2 separate regions of the Homo sapiens genome follow, and region 2 is linked to region 1. Evidence: chromatin loops called from intact Hi-C (ENCODE). Cell type or tissue: PC-9. All regions are shown on one strand. Links, peaks and the distances in the headings refer to the core of each region. The heading gives the core; the rest is flanking DNA. Region 1 overlaps RAD51B (RAD51 paralog B). Region 2 overlaps RAD51B (RAD51 paralog B).

Region 1 (9,195 bases), core at 2,774-7,773:
AGAATGTTTGTGTTTGATTCTCCTGATTTCCTTTGGTCAATATTTTTTTTTTTTTGAGACAGAGTCTTGCTCTGTTGCCCAGGCTGGAGTGCAGTGGTGCGATCTTGGCTCACTGCAAGCTCCGCCTCCTGGGTTCACACCATTCTCCTGCCTCAGCCTCCTGAGTAGCTGGGACTACAGGCGCCCGCCACCACGCCTGGCTAATGTTTTTGTATTTTTAGTAGAGATGGGGTTTTACCGTGTTAGCCAGGATGGTCTCGATCTCCTGACCTTGTGATCCTCCTGCCTCAGCCTCCCAAAGTGCTGGGATTACAGGCATGAGCCACCGCACCCGGCCAATACTTTCTTTTGAAATTTATGTTAGCCTTGAAAAATAATGGTAAGCCGGGTATAAATATGCTGATCTAAAAGTGTTATTAGTTGACATAGTTAAAGTTGATAAAACAGTCAAAATTTACCATGCTGTCTTCTTTCTAGCATATCTATATTTTGACAATGAAAATGGTTCTTTACTAATTATATATTTGCTTATTCCTGCCAATAATAAGACATTCTTTGTAAAAGCACTTTAAAACTTCATAGAAATATGACCGGGTGCAGTGGCTCATCCCTGTAACCCTAGCACTTTGGGAGGCCAAGACAGGTGGATCACTTGCGGTCAGGAGTTTGAAACTAGCCTGGCCAACATGGTGAAACCCTGTCTCTACTAAAAATACAAAAAAATTAGCTGGCCATGGTGGTGGTGGGTGCCTGTAATCTCAGCTGCTTGGGAGGCTGAGGCAGGAGAATTGCTTGAACCTGGGAGGCGGAGGTTGCAATGAGCTGAGATCGCGCCACTGCGCTACAGCCTGGGCAACAGAGCAAGACTCCATCTCAAAAAAAAAAAAGAAGTGTGTGTGTATGTTTGTGTGTGTGTGTATAATAGAAATATGCAAACATAACGTTCTATGTTAAGTGTATAAATATACTACTTGACAGAAATAATACTGTTTCTGTTGAGCAGATGCAGAATCAAGTTCAGAGAAGTTGAATTGCTTGTTCAAAGTCATGTAATAGTAGGAGCTGAGCCTCAACTTTATAAATGGTTTGACACTACTTTACTTGATCTTTCTATAACATCATTTCATCTCTTCCTTTAAAAATTCAGAATCGTTATGATTGTTTCCTTTGTCACCTTTATTTTCTTAGTCATCAAGAAGACTCTTGTTGTTTTCAGCTCAGCACTTCAGGAGAGCCTATAGTTTTTATCTTTCACTTTAGAAAAATAGATTTTTGTTCTAGGACCCTGTCCCAAGATTTTAGGAATTTGATAGCATCAACATGAGTTTAGATATAGCAGTTTACCCACAGTGTATCTAGGATAAAATAAATTTAAGATAAATATATTTGCAAGAACACTGGATAGAACTTAGATATATTAATTAACAATTTGCCACACTCAGAGGAACTGCCTTTTTTCTTTCTTTTTCTTTTTTTAGAGACAGGGTCTAGCTCTCTTGCTCAGGCTAGTGTGCAGTCTTGCAGTCATAGCTCACTGCAGCCTCAAATTACTGGGCTCAAGCAATCCTCCAACCTCTGCCTCCCAAGTAGCTGGAACAACAGGCACCTGCCTTTATGCCTGGCTAATTTTTTAATTTTTTGTAGAGACAGGGTCTGACTTTGTGGCCCAGGCTGGTCTGGAACTCTTGGCCTCAAGCAATCCTCCCTTCTTGGTTCCCCCAAAATGTTGGGATTACAGGCATGAGCCACTGTGCCTGGCTACAGAATTTCCTAAGTTATTATTTGTTCGTTTGTTCATTCATTCATTCATTTATTCAAGACAGGGCCTCATTCTGTTGTTCAGGCTGAGTGCAGTGGCATGATCATGGCTTACTGCAGCCTCGACTTCCTGGGCTCAAGTGATTCTCCCACCTCAACCTCCCGAGTAGCTGGGGCCACAGGTGTGCGCCACCACACCTGGCTAATTTTTTTATTTTTATAGAGGCAGAGTCTCGCTATGTTGCCCAGGCTGGTCTCAAACTTCTGGGCTCAAGCAATTCTCCTACCTCTGCTTCCCAAACTGTTGGGATTACAGACACAAGCGACCATGCCCAGTTGGAATTTCCTTTTTTCGATACAGTTTTGATGAAGAAATTTTCTGAGGGCTATACTTGCTAAAGCTTGAAACAGAAGAACAAAATTGGTCACTAAGAAAGTAGGAGAGGTTTTCATTCATATCCACTGTGTATCTGTGTCTCAGACAAAGATATGCTGGCTATCAGAATGCTGACATTGCTTACTTTCCTATTTTTCAAAGACTGAACACCATACACATAGCTTGAGGAAGGATATTATTCTTGTATACATTTTGACATAAAGATGTTTAGTCCTTGGCTGGATATTTCAGTTCTCTGAAAATGTGTAGCTATCCTGTGAGAAGCAAACATCTTGGAAACAGTATAGTATAGTTGAAGGAAACGGTCCTACCGTTTCCTTGCTTAGACAAATCATTTCATCTCTTCTTTTCTCAGTATTTTTTTTTCTGGAAATCTACTCTTTTTCTAGAAATATGTATACAACATTTAAATTTGCATGTGTCTGTCAACATCAGTGTGTAAACATATTATGTTCACTATGAAAACATTTAGGAAATTCAGATAGGCAAAAAGGAAAAGAGATCGCTGACTACAGCAGAAAACTATAACATTCTGATAAAGTTAGATAAAAGCCTTTTGGGCTTTTATAGTACATGTATATGCACACATACACATAGACTCACACACATACATGTACCTACAAATAACATCTTAAAATGAGTTCATATTGTTAAAAAGTGAGTTTATATAGCTAAGGAAGCACATCTGAGGACAAGAACACCTCTATTGCAAAACTAACAGATGATATAGAACTAGTATGGAATACAATAGAGGTGACTAAAAATTTAATGGTTTGGAGTGAAAGCGTGGAATAATCACGGTAAACACAGGAGTAAGACACAAAGATGAAAGCAATTTGGTTAACAATGATCTGATATGAAGTTGAAAGGATTACTGGTGTCTTTGAGGAAGTGGACCCAACAAATCAAACTAAAAAAGTATTTGGAGAAGTGATATAGCAAAACTTCACTGAAATGAGGAACTGAACCTGCAGATCAAAAGATACATTGAATCCTGAAAATTGGTAGAGAAGGTTCAACATCATGTCATATCCTGATTGTTGCCAAACAAGAGAAAGGTTTCTTCAGTCATGTAAGCAAAAGCAAAAGTTATCTATAAGGAAGAAAAGCAAAAGTTATCTACAAGGAAGAAGTTTAGACTGGCCTCAGACTTCACAACAATGTGCAATACTACAGGAGCTATGTCAACACAGTTCTGATAAAAGAAATTACGGCCCAAGAACAGTGTACCCAGCCAAGTTGTTGTTGAGGTATAAAGGCCACAGGCGTATCCTCTCAAATGTGAAAGAACCCAGAGAATATAGTATCTGTGAGACCTTTCTGAAAAAGAACTAATTGTTGAAATTTAGCCAACCAAGAGAGGAATCAAACCAAAAAAGTGTTGTGATATTAAATACCTTCATATATATATGTAAGATTTAGATACTGTAGAAAGTGTGGCAGTACAACAGACTGTAAACACTCTACATCATGGCAAAGTAAAACAAATATATACAATAAAAATTGGAAGGTAGGTAGAAGGGAAATGGGAATGAGAGATTATTAATCTTATTCATAGCAACAATTCAATCAGAACTGTCTCAAATGTAAAGTAGTTTAAAAGTAATGTTAATCTATTCTTTGTGGTTTTGATCATTTTTCTTAAAGTTAGAGGGACTTTTTCACAATTAATGTTTCTTGAGTGAAGAAACATTTGTCTAAGATTTAAAATTTCTTCAGTTTCATTTCGGCTTCTGTTAATTGCAGGTAAAATTAGAATTGATATTTTTTATTTTTAACTGTGAATATAATCTCATCCCAGAAAGAATACATTTATTTCTGTCCATCCATTATCTATGTGTATATGTGTATCCATGTGTATAGAATTGATATTTTTTATTTTTAACTGTGACTATAATCTCATCCCAGAAAGAATACATTTATTTCTGTGCATTCATTATCTATGTGTATATTCCAGTTGTCTGGAATAATGTCACTAATTGCTAATCTAATACCTAATATTTCTCAATGGTGAGATTTTGGATGATTTAATGCATCTTTTCTGTGTATTTTTTGTAGTATTTGAATTTATATAATGAGAATATTTTAAAGAAAGTGATACAATGAATTTATTGCTCTGAAAAATGAATAAATACTTACGCAGTTTTATAGCCTCATTTCTTTTTTAACTTATCTTGACCCCTTTTCTCTTACCATCATTTTAAATAGTTGCACAGTATTTTATGGATGTGTTAATATATTTCTTCTTTCATTCCTGATCTCAGTTTCTTCATCTGTAATGACAGAGCTGAACTAGATTAGCCGGTTGCAATCTTTCTCTTTAAACTATGAAATCCTTCCAAGAAATAAACAGTTTATAACTCTTGGCTTAGGCATTTCCCATAGAATGTAGTTTCAAAGCTGTACAGATTAGATAATTTCTGAGGCTTATTTCATTTTACCACCAAAAATTAGGGTTTTTCTTTTTTTTAGGATTTTTTTGAGTGACTTTTTCATGTGTTTAAAAAAAATCGGTAACAGACATAATCTTATGAATCAGAATTTTAAAGTGAAAGGGACTTTGAAAACCATCTAGTATATTTGCCTAACTTTTATACATAGGGAAACCAAATTTAAGTTTTTAAACTAACGTCATACAGCCAACTGAAATGAATGAGACTTGAGTGCACATCTCCTGACTTTCTATGCTGTTCTTTTCCCTACAGTACACATAAATATATATACATATATATTTATACAATGATGGGCAAACAAGATGACAATTTTATTGTACTCATGTCACATTTAAACCATCATGTAAATGTCAGGAAATATGCTTAATTTATAGTGTATTTATTTTCTTGTTCATGAAAAGAGATCAGTACTGCAGCCATTATTGAACTCCTAGAGTTAGAAAGGAAAGTGAGTGGGATTCTGGCGAGAAAGAAAGCATTTACTTGTCAAAGATTTGGAATTTACTGTGGTTACCAAAATTAAAATAAAACTAAAACTTGACTTGGCAGAAGATTAAAAACAAAGCAGCTCCAAAGTGTGTGCACATCATGGAGAAGATGCCATTATTCCTTCAGGCAGCCAAAGGGGAAGGGAATATTGTTTCTTTGCGTTGCTGGAGCTGATTTATTTAGTTATGATTTCAACATGCCTACAGGGCACACCCCAGAAAACATTACACAACAACATTAACCAGAACAAATGGTGCTTTCTTTTTCTGTATCTCCTCCTAAGGTTTTTTAACAGCAGTGAGGTTTTTTCTTTTTCTTTTTTTTTCCCCCATATTGTTAAAATGGCTCTGATTATGTTTGACTATTGGGTGTGGCAGGTTTTAGAATGTTAAGTGGTAGTACAGGTTCCTGAACAAGAAAGAGAATTAGAGTTGATGTGACTTGATTATTGGAATGTGTAGAATGTAAAGTTGTGAGACATACGACGGTCTACCGCAGGTTGCTCTTAGTAATGGACCTTCTTGTTAAAAGCCCTGTTATTATTGGGAATTTATTTTGGAAACTACTAAAGAAGAAATTTGACAGAAAAGTAAAACAAACCACCTTGTCTCATATTTCCTTTCTACACAGGCACTTTGAAGAGATATCTTAAATATTGTCAAGTCTCAATTATCCTGGCACACGTTAGCATTATCACCATTCTCACAAACTTGAATTAAATGCACATGGTATTGCAGCAGGTGCAGCACAGAGAAAATTGGCAAACAAGATCCTTATCCTTTTGGAGCTCAGTAAGGGTTGCTATCCTAGTAAGTAGTTCAACCAATCCCAAACTAATTTTTCCGGATACTCTCCAAACACCCTCCCTCCCTTCCTATATCCTCTGTCTTCATTAGTGGCCTCTCCATCCTCTCAGCTGGAAACCTCACATTCATCTTGAGTCTTTATGTTCCCTTGGTCTTCACAACCAATCTGTCAACAAGTCCTGTTTCTTCTATCACTAAAATTGCTTTTTGACTTTGTTTGTACTCTTCCCTCCATTCTCCTAGCCATTGCCCTGTTTAGGCCCTTTTCATCTTCCATTTCAGTTCTTGGAGAGCTGCTTATCTACTTTTAACCTTTCCATTTTCTAATCCATCCTCCATACTCTTGTCAAATCTCTTTCTTTAAAGACAGTTCTAATCATATCACTCTCTGGTTTAAAAACCTTTGATGGGTCCCCATTAACACATAAGGGATAAAGTCTAAACTCCTTAGCTTGTCATGCCAGGGTTTCAGAGTCTGGCTCTGATCTACTTATTCTCATCTCATTACCTGCCATAATTTCCCCCTTACCGTATTTCCCATTGCCAGACGCACACACACATGTACATTTACTCCATTCCCACAAGCTTCCTCATAATTCCCTGAGCTTGCTATGTAATTGTGCTTTTGATCATGCCTTTCCTTGCCCCATATACACAGAACACTCTTCCCTGACAAACTCTTGCTTGTATAGAGGAACTGAGGAAGCCAAGATTTTACAAAGAGTACTCTTGACAAAAGAAATAAACCACGTGCATAGACCAAGCAGTAGGGCCACCGTTAGAGCAGAGTTCAGACTAGTGGCTGCCGACTAGTTTCTCTTGGGCAAACCAGGAAGAAGGACTCAATCCCAGAAGGTACTGGCATTATAGCAGTGATTAAATTGGTTTGCAATAGTATTAAATGAATGCCTCCTTCCTATTTATACAGCCAAGAGTTAGCATTTACTTTTATAGCTAAAGGATAGAGGGAAATAGCTACAGTAGGTTTCTGGCATAGTAGTTAATTTCAAGAATTAAAAGAAAACTCATTACCCTTATCTACCTACTACTCCTACCTTATCTCATGTTCCAAAGGTGTAAAGAATGATTAGGAACTCACAGGACCACGAGCCTTCACACTCACATTGGTGCTTTTTAAAAATCACCAGGATAGAGCCAGAGATGATGGGTTTAAGGGGTAAATTGAAAGAGGGAAATAGCAGCTCTTTACCTCAAGTTACTGAGGAAGCAGAGGCCTTTTTCATGCTCTGCCTAGTCATGCTTCTCCCTAACCATTGCATCTTTCTGCTCAACCTTTGTCCTTTTTATCCACATATGATTCTTTTAAAAAATTAGTTCTTACTATATAAGTATTGTATTAACATAGTATCTTCAAAACATGTGGAATGTTTGTAAAGGCTTCTCTGACATTCTCTCACCACCATCATCCCCAATCCCAGCTGCCTACCCACCAATGCCAGAAAATGACAACTATTTTCAGTTTGGTTTTCTGTTGCTTCAGACCTTTCTCTATGCATTGACTTAGAGATACATGTTGTGGATAGACAAATAGGCTTATGAAATATAGTATTGCTGTGTGTGTTTGTATGTGTACGTGTGTGCTTGCTTTCCTCACAGAATCAGTATCATACTTACTCTGCCTCTCAGTTTGCAAACTTGCTTTTTTGACTCTGCCCGTAGATCTTGGATATCTTTCCTATTAGTATGTAGAGATAATTTATCACAGTTTTTTCAACTTCTTACATACAGTATTATATTTAGGTCTAGCTTAACCCTTTCCTCTTCTCATAGCAATCTGATATGGACAATTAGAAGAGAAAAAAATTTTAGTAACTGTGTTAGTTTGTTTTCATGCAGCTGATAAAGACATACCCGAGACTGGGAAGAAAAAGAGGTTTAATTGGACTTACAGTTCCACTTGGCTGGGGAGGCCTCAGAATCATGGTGGGAGGCGAAAGGCACTTCTTCCATGGCGCCAGCAAGAGGAAAAATGAGGAGGTTGCAAAAGTGGAAACCCCTGATAAAACCATCAGATCTTGTGAGACTTATTCACTACCACGAAAACAGTGTGGGGAATACTGCCCCCATGATTCAAACTATCTTCCACCAGGTCCCTCCCACAACACAGGGGAATTATGGGAGTACAGTTCAAGATGAGATTTGGGTGGGGACAGAGAGCCAAACCTCATTCAGCCTCTGGCCCCCTCAAATCTCATGTCCTCACATTTCAAAACCAATCATGCCTTCCTTATAGTCCCACAAAGTCTTAACTCATTTCAGCATTAACTCAAAAGTCCACAGTCCAAAGTGTCATCTGAGACAAGGCAAGTCCCTTTCGTCTGTGAGACTGCAAAATCAAAAGCAAGCTAGTTGTTTCCTAGACACAATAAGGGTACAGGCATTGGGTAAATACAGCCATTTCAGATGGGAGAAATTGGCTAAAACAAAGGGGCTACAGGGCCCATGCAAGTACAAAATCCAGTGGGGCAAATTCTAAAGCTCCAAAAAGATCTCCTTTGACTCAGTGTCTCACATCCAAGTCATGCTGATGTAAGAGGTAGGTTCCCACAGTCTTGGGCAGCTCTGCACCTGTGGCTTTGCAGGGTATAGCTCCCCTCCTGGCTGCTTTCACAGGCTGGTGTTGAGTGTCTGTGGCTTTTCAAGGTGGAAGGTGCAAGCTGTCGGTGGATCTACCATTCTAGGGTCTGGAGGATGGTGGCCCTCTTCTCATAGCTCCACTAGGCAGTGTCCCAGAAGGGACTCTGTGTGGGGGCTCCAAACCCATATTTCCCTTCCACACTGCCCTAGCAGAGATTCTCCGTGAGGGCCCTGCTCCTGCAGCAAACTTTTGCCTGGGCATCCAGGTGTTTCCATACTTCTTCTGAAATCTAGGTGGAGGTTCCCAAACCTCAATTCTTGACTTCTGTGCACCTGCAGGCTCAACACCACATCGAAGCTACCAAGGTTTGGAGCTTGTACTCTCTGAAACTATGCGCTGAGCTGTACCTTGACCCCTTTTAGCAATGGCTGGAGTGGCTGGGATGCAGGGCACCAAGTCCCTAGGCTGCACTTAGCATGGGGCCCTGGGCCCAGCCCATGAAACCATTTTTTCCTCCTAGGCTTCTGGGTCTGTGATGAGAGGGGCTGCCATGAAGACCTATGACATGCTCTGGAGAGATTTTCCCCATTGTCTTGGGGATTAGCATTCAGCTCCTTCTTGTGCAAATTTCTGCAGCCAGCTTGAACTTCTCCTCAAAAAATGGGTTTTTCTTTTCTACTGCATCATCAGGCT
Region 2 (9,195 bases), core at 4,064-9,063, 270 kb after region 1:
TAGAGCATCTCATCTGATATAGTTTGATTGTGTCCCCACCCAAATCTCACCTTGAATTGTAGCTCCCATAATTCCCACGTGTTGTGAGAGGGACCCGGTGGGAGGTAATTGAATCATGGTGGTGGGTCTTTCCTGTGCTGTTTTCATGATAGTAAATAAGTCTCACAAGATCTGATGGTTTTATAAAGGGGAGTTCCCCTACATAAGCTCTCTTGCCTGGTGCCGTGTAAGACGTAACTTTGCTCCTCCTTGCCTTCTGCCATGATTGTGCAGCTTCCCCAGCCATGTGGAACTGCAGGTCCATTAAACCCTCGGGTATGTCTTTATTAGCGCATGAGAACATACTAATACATCCTCCAACCCATTTTACAGGTGAGCAAACTGAGGGCCAGAGAGACTAAGTGACTTGCCAGTTTTACATAGCTAGTTTCAGTTCTGGGTAGAACCCAAATCTCCTGACTCCTAGGCCAGGACTCATTTATTTTACTGAGCTAGGTCTTTGATAATCATGCTTTGATACAGTCTTTGAGAATCCATTCTAGTTTTTCTTTACTTCGTTTCTTTTTTTCTTCCAGAAATGTTTATTATGCCCTACTAAATGATAGGCACTATGTTAGGTACAGAATGGAACTCTGATGGACTCTTCCAGGATTTTAAATTCAAAACTCAAGTGTTTCAGTTAGTGAAGGAGGCTTCTGGATCTTTCCAGGCATGTAGATGTCTTTAAAGATGCAATCAGGCCTCCTCGTCACAAGTGTGTGGCCAGAGATGGAGAAACAAAAGATTGACATAAGTATCCTCCAAGGTTTGGAGTCACTTCTGGCTTTGCCTAAGAAGGCAGTAGGGCACTCTTGCCTTTCTTCAAATAGTCTCTTCCCTTTCTCTCCCTCCAGGCCCCAGATATGGATGCTTAGCATGACTTAGGCGAAACTTTTCCAACTCCCACAACTGCACCCCTGTTCTCTCCTTGGGGTCCAAGGCCAGTTATTCAGTTTGAAGACTGCCTGGGTTTAAATCCTACTTTCCCACATACCAACTGTTGACCTTAGATTAGTTACTTAATGCATTCTGTGAAATGGCAGTAATACTGATATCCACCTCAGAGGGTTGTTATAAGAATTAAATAAAACAATTCCAGTAGAGCTGTGATTCTTACTAAAAAAGTAATAAGTGTTAGCACTCAATAAGTTTTAGCAATTTATATTAATATTTCCAATGTAGCGATAATACTGTCCTCCTCAGCAATGGTCCCTTCAGCCCAGTTTTGAGACCAAACCCCTCCCAGGTCTTTTTAAATTGTGCTTTTTTCTTCAGGGTCCGTCAACTGGGGTATATTTCTGTTTGGAGACAGTGTACAGACACTTACATATTCAGATTCTATAGTCTGACCATCCTAAGTTCAAATCCCTGCTCTAATGTATAATTGGAGGAAACCTTCCTGTAAGTATGATGGGCATGCCTACATAACGGCTTTGAAATACATGTGCTGGCCATTCATGAATTTAATTTTGTTCCTTTAGAACCATTTAACAGAGCATATTATTATGCCATTAATTATTATTAGTAGTAATAATAATGATAGTCATTATGTATTAAGGGCCTACTCTGTGTTAGCACTGTGCTAAATGTTTTGCATACATTATATCTAACTTTTACAATAACCCTCTAAAGTAAGTTGTTTCATCCCCCTTTTATACCTGAAAAAATTGAGACTAAGGAAGGTAAATAAATTGTCCAAGATTACAAGCTAGTAAGAGACAGAGCCAGAATTTAGTCTGAAAATCAGGTTTCTGTAGCTCCAAAGCCCAAAGCCCATGATCACTATAACTCCTTCCTTACCATCTGAGATGGTAAGGACAAGGCATCTTACCTCTAGGTTGGGAGCTAAAGATCATAATGGTTTCGGCCTTACTAGTATGATTAGCTTAGTGAAAATATGATTCACTTAGTGAAAATATTTATCAGCTTAATGAAATTTTATTAGCTTAATGAAACTTTCATTAGCTTAATGAAAAGATTTTCTCTTGCTGGCAAAATAATTCATGTACTGCTTAATCAATGTTGAATCATTATTCTTACTAGATTTATACAACCTATTTCATTGTCTCGCCTTTAACACAGTGTGAAAATTTGCTGAAAAACTGAGAGATGTCATTTTTAGAAACCAACATCTTTGATTTTTTTTTAAAAGAACTTAGTTCTATTCATCATTTTGGGTCCATACCTAAAACAGCTCTTGATGTGTAAGACATGCTTTATAAATTTGTGTTGAATGACATGAATGAATGAGAATTCAGTCTGGTTAAAAACAGCTTTATTTTAAAGCACTTGATACAGTGAAATGAGCTGTGGACACACGTCAAATAATCTATTCTCTAGATTTAGCCTGGCATTGACCCGCTGTGTGACTTACGTCAAGCCACTATTTCTTGACTGGCCCTCACATGCAATTTATCCTTTGCAAAATGATGGGATTTAATCTAAATGATTGCTAAGGTTCCTTCCAGGTCTCAGCTTTTGCAGCTTCCTATAGACTGTGAACATGGGAATACAGTCTGATTTTCTCAGTGACTCATCTGGGACCCTAGAAACTGGCAGATTGGGAAAGAAAACTAATATTCTCTAAAACTGAATTTCTTAACTTACAGATTATAAAACTCTACTTTTTACCATGTCTAAAAATTCAGTATTCGTGGAACAGCTGATATTATCTTTTGCTGATGGGCAAAATTAACAGGCACCTTTGAGACCTAGCTTCATATCTATGAAAATTCATTAAGTTGAAAGTTCATTTGTAAACAAGCTTCTCTAGACAGCTGAGAAGTGATTGTTCTATCTTGCATTGTATATATTTTAATCTTTTGTATTGACCTGTAGTCATCTCACTGGTCAAGCTAACATGTTTTTGATAGCCAAGAGTTGGAAAACCTGGTCACTATTGGCCTAATTGTACTCTTGGACCACCCATGGAACTCTTGGCAATTAGATTTTCTTATAAAACTCTTTCCTAGAGGGCCCTTTGTGGATAAGATGAGCCTCACATTGCATTTTAGAATAGTACGTGCTAAGAAGCAGTGCAAGTAAAAGTGTGACATTATAGAAGATGCCTCTGGCTTACTCATCTTCATTATGACAGGAATTTGCCATTGTCAATGTCTTATATGTTGTAGAATGAGAAAGAAATGACTCTTTGGAGTAGATATCTGCAATAAAATCTGGATTGATCTACTTACAGTCAGTTTCAGAGTAGGCAGTCTCCAGGGCACTGGGAGTAACTAGACTCTGGTCTCCAGGCCTAGGTTCAGCTACATTCCCTACAAGGCCTTTGGCGTGTACCTGTTCAGTTGGTCAGTCACCCTGTTTCCAAACAAAGGACATGGCCCTGAAAACTATACACAACAGGGCAAGATCCTGGCTCTAGTTTGGGATTCGTCATGTCTTTTTAGTTAGGCAAGCCTTCAATTTAGGGGACAGGATCAGAGCTGTGTCATAGATCTCTTATATCTTTGTGCCCTATCTTGCCCTCAAGACTGCCTCATCTCTTTGATTAGTTCCTGATGCTGTCATGGGCTAGGCCACCTTCCTCATTTCCTACTAAAATTTTCACTTTAACTAGGTTGAAGCAACTCATATCATTTCTAGCATGTCACTGAATTCTATCCCTGCTCTTCAGAATCAGTTACACTTTTTCAACTAGGTATCCAGCACTGAGAAGGCACAGAGGAGACCAGGCCTGTAGCCAGTTGAGAGGTTACAAAAAGCATCAAATTGTAGGACAGTCTTATACAGGTGACTTTCTCATTCAGTGTAATGTGGATTATATAAGTTGAGGCTTTTTGATTGCAAGCAATATAAATTACTTTGGCTAACTGAAAGGAAAAAAGAGTAATTTTTGAAGGTATAGAGAGTGTGTCATAGAATTGAAGGAAAAGTAGAACAGATTTTCAGAGTAGGACATCTGTGGGAGTAGAGGAAACAGAAACTAATGGTCACGTCAAGGCACCACCACTGGAATGAGTTCACTCCAGACATTTTCTGTTAAACATCTTTATTGTTTGACTAGTCATTCAGATTCCCAGCAGAGAATCTGACTGGCTTTGATTATAAGCCTACCTCTTAGCCAGGGAAGGCCCTGTACCTTAGATGACAGTCCTACCAGCACTGCCCATAATAAAGGTCAGGGGTGGTTACCCAAAGCCAAGCACTTTTGGTGTTCCTACCAAAAAAAGGACATTCAAAGGCAACAGATGTCTACTACAAAATCTGTTCTATGGGATCTACAGTGAGGGAATAGATTCAGCCTTACAGCTAAAGAAACGGATTGCTATGCAGAGATTTCTGCTTCTTAGGAGTTGCCAAAAAGACCCTTATCCGGCTTAGGAGTTCTTGGCTGTGATTTTAGTGTTCTTTTGTTTCCCAAGTATTTTTAAAATGTAAATCAGTAACTAGCAAGAGGCATCTTTGGTCATTGTAGTTGCTTGGAGTAGAATAAATTTAAAAAATTCTTTGATGTGAGAAAAATTACTATCATCATTATCACACATGGAAGGTCAACATTAGGGCCAGTCATTGGAGTTAAACTGTCAGAAGAACATCCCAGTTACTTTCTCACTTTTGAGTTGTGTAGACTGACAGGATTTGAGTCTTTGAGGGCTTTGACTAGGGTAACTGACCTCAAAACAAATAGCTAGAGGGATATTTCTACTTCTATCCGCTGAGGGATTTGTAGCAAGAAGCCATATTGTGGATGGTATATTTTAATAACAAAGGGGATTTTAAAAGGAGGATGACACATTGATTTGGAATGTTTTCTCAACTGTATTTACTTATTCTTAAATATTTTCCTTCATGCTTTCTTTCTCAAGTGGATGACCAGCTGGTTGCCACCTTTTTCTTCTCTCTTTGCCTCTGTTCCTAATTTCTTTCTTATCCTTAACCACTCCACTTTCCTTCCTCCAATCTTGTTTTCTCTCTAAATCTTTCCTCCAACCTTATTGAATCTCTCCCCTTCTTTTTGTTATCTGGTCATTTGATCTATAATTTCGATTCCTTTTCCTGAAATTCCCTCCTTTTTCCTTTTCCCCTAAACCATCATTCTAGTCCTCCCCACACCCAAGCTTCTTATCTCTTTGCTGTTAATCTCCAATGTGTTTATTGACTTGTGTGCCAAAAGGCAAAATCCCCAGCCCCCTCCCAACCATGCCAGTGCATTGAAAAGCAGCAGCTGTCATTGCTCAACAAGTTCCTTGTGATCTACAAATCAATGGATAAGAATTCTCACAGTGAAGGTTTACATGTATATATTTGTATGTATATATGAGACATGTGACCATGTTTAATGAATGGAGAAGGACTTGGATCTTTTCTAGTAGAGAAGAGAAGCAGAAAGCTTTGCCTAACCCTATTTCTTTACTAAGGTAATGAAAAAATTATACAGGGAAAATAAATGATGTTAATGAGAGAAACAGGGACAGGAGACCAATAAACAATCATCAGGCATGAGAATATCTTGCTGAACTTATTATTGATAGTAGACACAGGAATGTAATATAAATGCAGTGATGGAACAGAAAGCAGACTCAGGAAAGAAAGAGATGATAATAAATAGTAATAAAATCCAAGTGATTCATATGCTCAAGTGAAAGAAAGAAGAAAGAGGGCAGTGTACACAAAGTAAAAGGGCAAGAAAATGGAAGTAGAGTCATCACTCGTAGAGATAAATAGTTGGGAAATATGAGAAGCCTTCCTGACATCAGTAAAATATTACATGTTAAACAGCAAACAAAAGACAACAACAGTGTCTGTAGTACTTTTGGAATATAAAAGTTAGATAATACTAGAGTAGTATCTTCAAAATAAGCAACTTCAGAAATCAAGTCCCCAGTAAAGGGAATTGGAAGAATTTGAATAGATGAAATAAGGAGCAGTGGCAAGTGATACAAACCTTAAGCAGGAAAAGTGATTTTAAATGGTACTGGCAGGTTAACAACTGGCAAAAAGAAAAAAAAAGAAAAGAAAAGCAAGATGGTGCTATATCCCCCAGGTGCTGGGAAACCAACCTGGCCTAAAAAAGGAGCAGACCCACCTAACTTTTTGCCAAGCACTGTGCTAGGTGCATTGCATACACTTTTAATTTAAGCCTCGCTGTACATAAAAGTGAAGCCAAGGTCTGAGAATGATATCCATTGGGAGGAAAAAACAGGAAAATTTTCTGAGCCAGTTCCAAAGTCATAAGGCTCAGGGGGAATAACTTTGACTTTGTCAAGTCAGAGTGAACAGCCAGAGTCAGCAGACATAGGATATTGTCAGAGGTAAATCACCAGCTTGGTCTGGTCTGTCTTATTGCAAGGTCAGAGGACCATAGCAAGCCAGCCAAATGTTTTCAACCATGGAAATCCCCTAACTTTCCAACTGCTGCAGTCCCACAGCTCTGAGCTTTTACTCACAGGATGGCTCCCTTCCAGCTTTCAAATCTCTCCAAGTTGATTAATCATTTTCTTGTTCTGACTCATTCAGGCCTCTAGAAAAATAGCTGTAGGTACTGGAAGGGCTATGTAGATCAAGGAGGTCAGATAAATTGGCTTGATGTTGGTCTATAGAAAAATCTAGAAGATATTGCCAAAAGCTTTTAAGCATACCGTCTTCAGATGCTGGGATGTGGGCTATATCCACAGGCCATTGGCTCATTCATGTGTTTGAAGCAGAATATTTTTGTGTGCATTAGGAGACTTGGGTATGTTCATTTCTTAATGTAATGTTAGATATTGTAAGCTGGTTGTTTAGACAGTAGAATTTCATTGTGACCACTTATTTTTATATCTATTTAGATGGAGTACAGGCCAGATTATAACCCCCTAACAAGAACAGCAACAGTAAACACACAGATAGTGCTTATTATTAGTTAAGCATGGTACTAATATTTTCCCTAAGAGGCCACATTCACAGGACTGAAATGTCAGTTCTGGTTGTCTGAGCCAAGGGCATATATGCTGATTACATTATTTTGTCTGGCTAATACACTTTATCATGAAGCTTATTTTAGAAGAAATGTTCATTTTTAGATTTCTGTTTGTATATTTAGGTCATACTATAAGGTCCATTCTCTTGCTTTTATAATAATTTAGTCTTCTGCTTTATTCATTCAATTCATGAACATTCATTAAGTACCTGAGTATGCTAGTCATTGGAGATGCAGTTGTAACTAAGGCATCACCCCAGACCTGAAGTTTTATGTTGTGTTTTGTGCTTAGTGATTGGCATAAGTAAAATACTTGAGGAAACACAGAAGCAGCAGCAAATATTTCTGCAAAGGAGAAGAGAAAATATTTGAGTTGAAGCTTCAAGAATATATCAACATTTTCCAGTTTGACAAGGGTGGGAGGAGCCCCATCAATACAGGGAACAGCATGTGGAAATGCAAAGAGGTGTGAAAGAGCATAGTATATTCAGGGTGAAAAAATACATTTTTTATGAATTGTAGTAGAAAATGAGCCGAAATAGGTTAAGTTGAGGTAAGATTGTGATGGGTCTTACAGCATACTAAGGCATTATCCTGTAAGTAATAGAAGGGCTTATGGAGGTTTTAAAGAAAGAGAGTAACTTCATTTGATTTCTTTTTTCAGGAAGAGAATTCTGATGATAGTGTAGGGTGGAAAAAAGGGGTAACAAAGGAACCAGTGGGAAAGCTGCTGTATAGTCTGGAAGTGGTAGCAGTAAGAGGAGAGGTGAAGGGACAGATTTGAGATGCATATCAGAAGTCAAATGAGCAGACTACTGTGACTGGTTGGATACAGGGGTGGGTGTTTGAGTGGGACCTCCAGTTAGGAACTCAGATGTCTGGATGGGTCATGCTGCCTTCAACAAGAAATTCAGAGGAAAAGCAGCCTTGGGGAATGATGAGGTCATTTTGTAACATGTTGAGTTTAAATTAAGGCACTAATGAGAAGAGACATTCAGGTGGAGAAGTCCAATGGACGACAATAGTATGGGTCAAGAAAGAAAGCTGAGAAGTATCTGAATTACAATTATGCATCACTTAATGATAGGAATGTGTTCTGAGAAATGAGTTATTAGGTGATTTCAACATTATGCAAACATCATCGAGTGCACTTACAAAAACCTAGATGGTATAGCCTGCTATACACCTTGGCTGGATGGTACAGCCTGTTATTCCTGGGCAGCAAACCTGTAGAGCATGTTATTGTACTGAATACTATAGGCAATTGGAACACAATGGCAAGTGTTTGTGTATCTAAACATAGAAATTAAACAGTAAATATATGGTATAAGAGATCAAAAATGGTATATCTATGAGGGTACTTACCATGAATGGAGCTTGCAGGACTGAAAGCTGTTCTGGGTGAGTCAGTGAGTGCACGGTAAGTAAATGTAAAGGCTTAGGATATTACTGTACACTACTGTAGATTTTATAAACACTACACTTAGGCTACACTAAATTTATTTTACAAATTTTCAACAATAAATTAAGTGTAATTACTGTAACTGTTTGACTTTATAAACTTTTAATTATTTTTAACTTTTTGACTCTTTTGTAGTAAAACTTAAATCAAGCACAAGAGAAAATGATATACAATCAAGAGGTAAACAGGAGATATATGAGGCTGCTGCTGCTGTTACATATAATATTGTTTTACAGTAAAATATTTTTAATATGTAGAAAGAGTACACTGTAAAATAATGATAAAAGTATAGCAGAGTAAAAACAAACCACTAACATAGTCATTTATTATCATTATCAAGTATTATGTGCCGTACATTATTGTATGTGCTGTGCTTTTATATGACTAACAATACAGTAGGTTTGTTTACACCAGCATCACCACAACCACGTGAGTAATATCTTGCACTATATCATTAGGACAGCTACAGTGTCACTACATGATAGGAATTTTTCAGCTCCATTATATTGTTGACCACGTAGCACATAACTGTACTTGAAGCCAAGACAGCCAATTAGATCAAGCAGAAGAGGAGGGGGCCAAGGACAGTAGTGTATTCTGTTTTGCTTTTTTTCCTCTTAAGAGCTGAGATCTTCGGCCGGGCGCGGTGGCTCACGCCTGTAATCCCAGCACTTTGGGAGGCCGAGGCGGGCGGATCACGAGGTCAGGAGATCGAGACCATCCCGGCTAAAACGGTGAAACCCCGTCTCTACTAAAAATACAAAAAATTAGCCGG

What was found. Hi-C counts contacts between places; a loop is a spot of excess contacts. Peaks named below come from ENCODE experiments on the same cell type or tissue, not always from the same donor. Only the 100,000 strongest peaks of a DNase experiment are listed, where the experiment ranks them.
Region 2: a loop joins it to region 1, with 4 times the contacts of the local background. A loop is called at or near these places in 8 of 110 quality-filtered maps.

Annotation. Positions count from the first base shown.
Region 1 is chr14:67,959,210-67,968,404 of GRCh38, forward strand. All of the region lies in intron 7 of RAD51B (RAD51 paralog B), which reads left to right. Among named protein-coding and RNA genes, the nearest start is that of RAD51B, 140 kb to the left of the region's middle. In PC-9, for the core only: no CTCF peak of the experiment used is centred there; a DNase peak (open chromatin) is centred at 5,382; H3K4me3 peaks cover 1,423 bases; H3K27ac peaks cover 3,442 bases.
Region 2 is chr14:68,226,368-68,235,562 of GRCh38, forward strand. The region is part of intron 7 of RAD51B (RAD51 paralog B); the gene reads left to right. Among named protein-coding and RNA genes, the nearest start is that of RAD51B, 410 kb to the left of the region's middle. RefSeq lists enhancers at 5,780-6,979, 6,246-6,615. In PC-9, for the core only: no CTCF peak of the experiment used is centred there; DNase peaks (open chromatin) are centred at 4,794, 6,464 and 8,124; H3K27ac peaks cover 3,821 bases.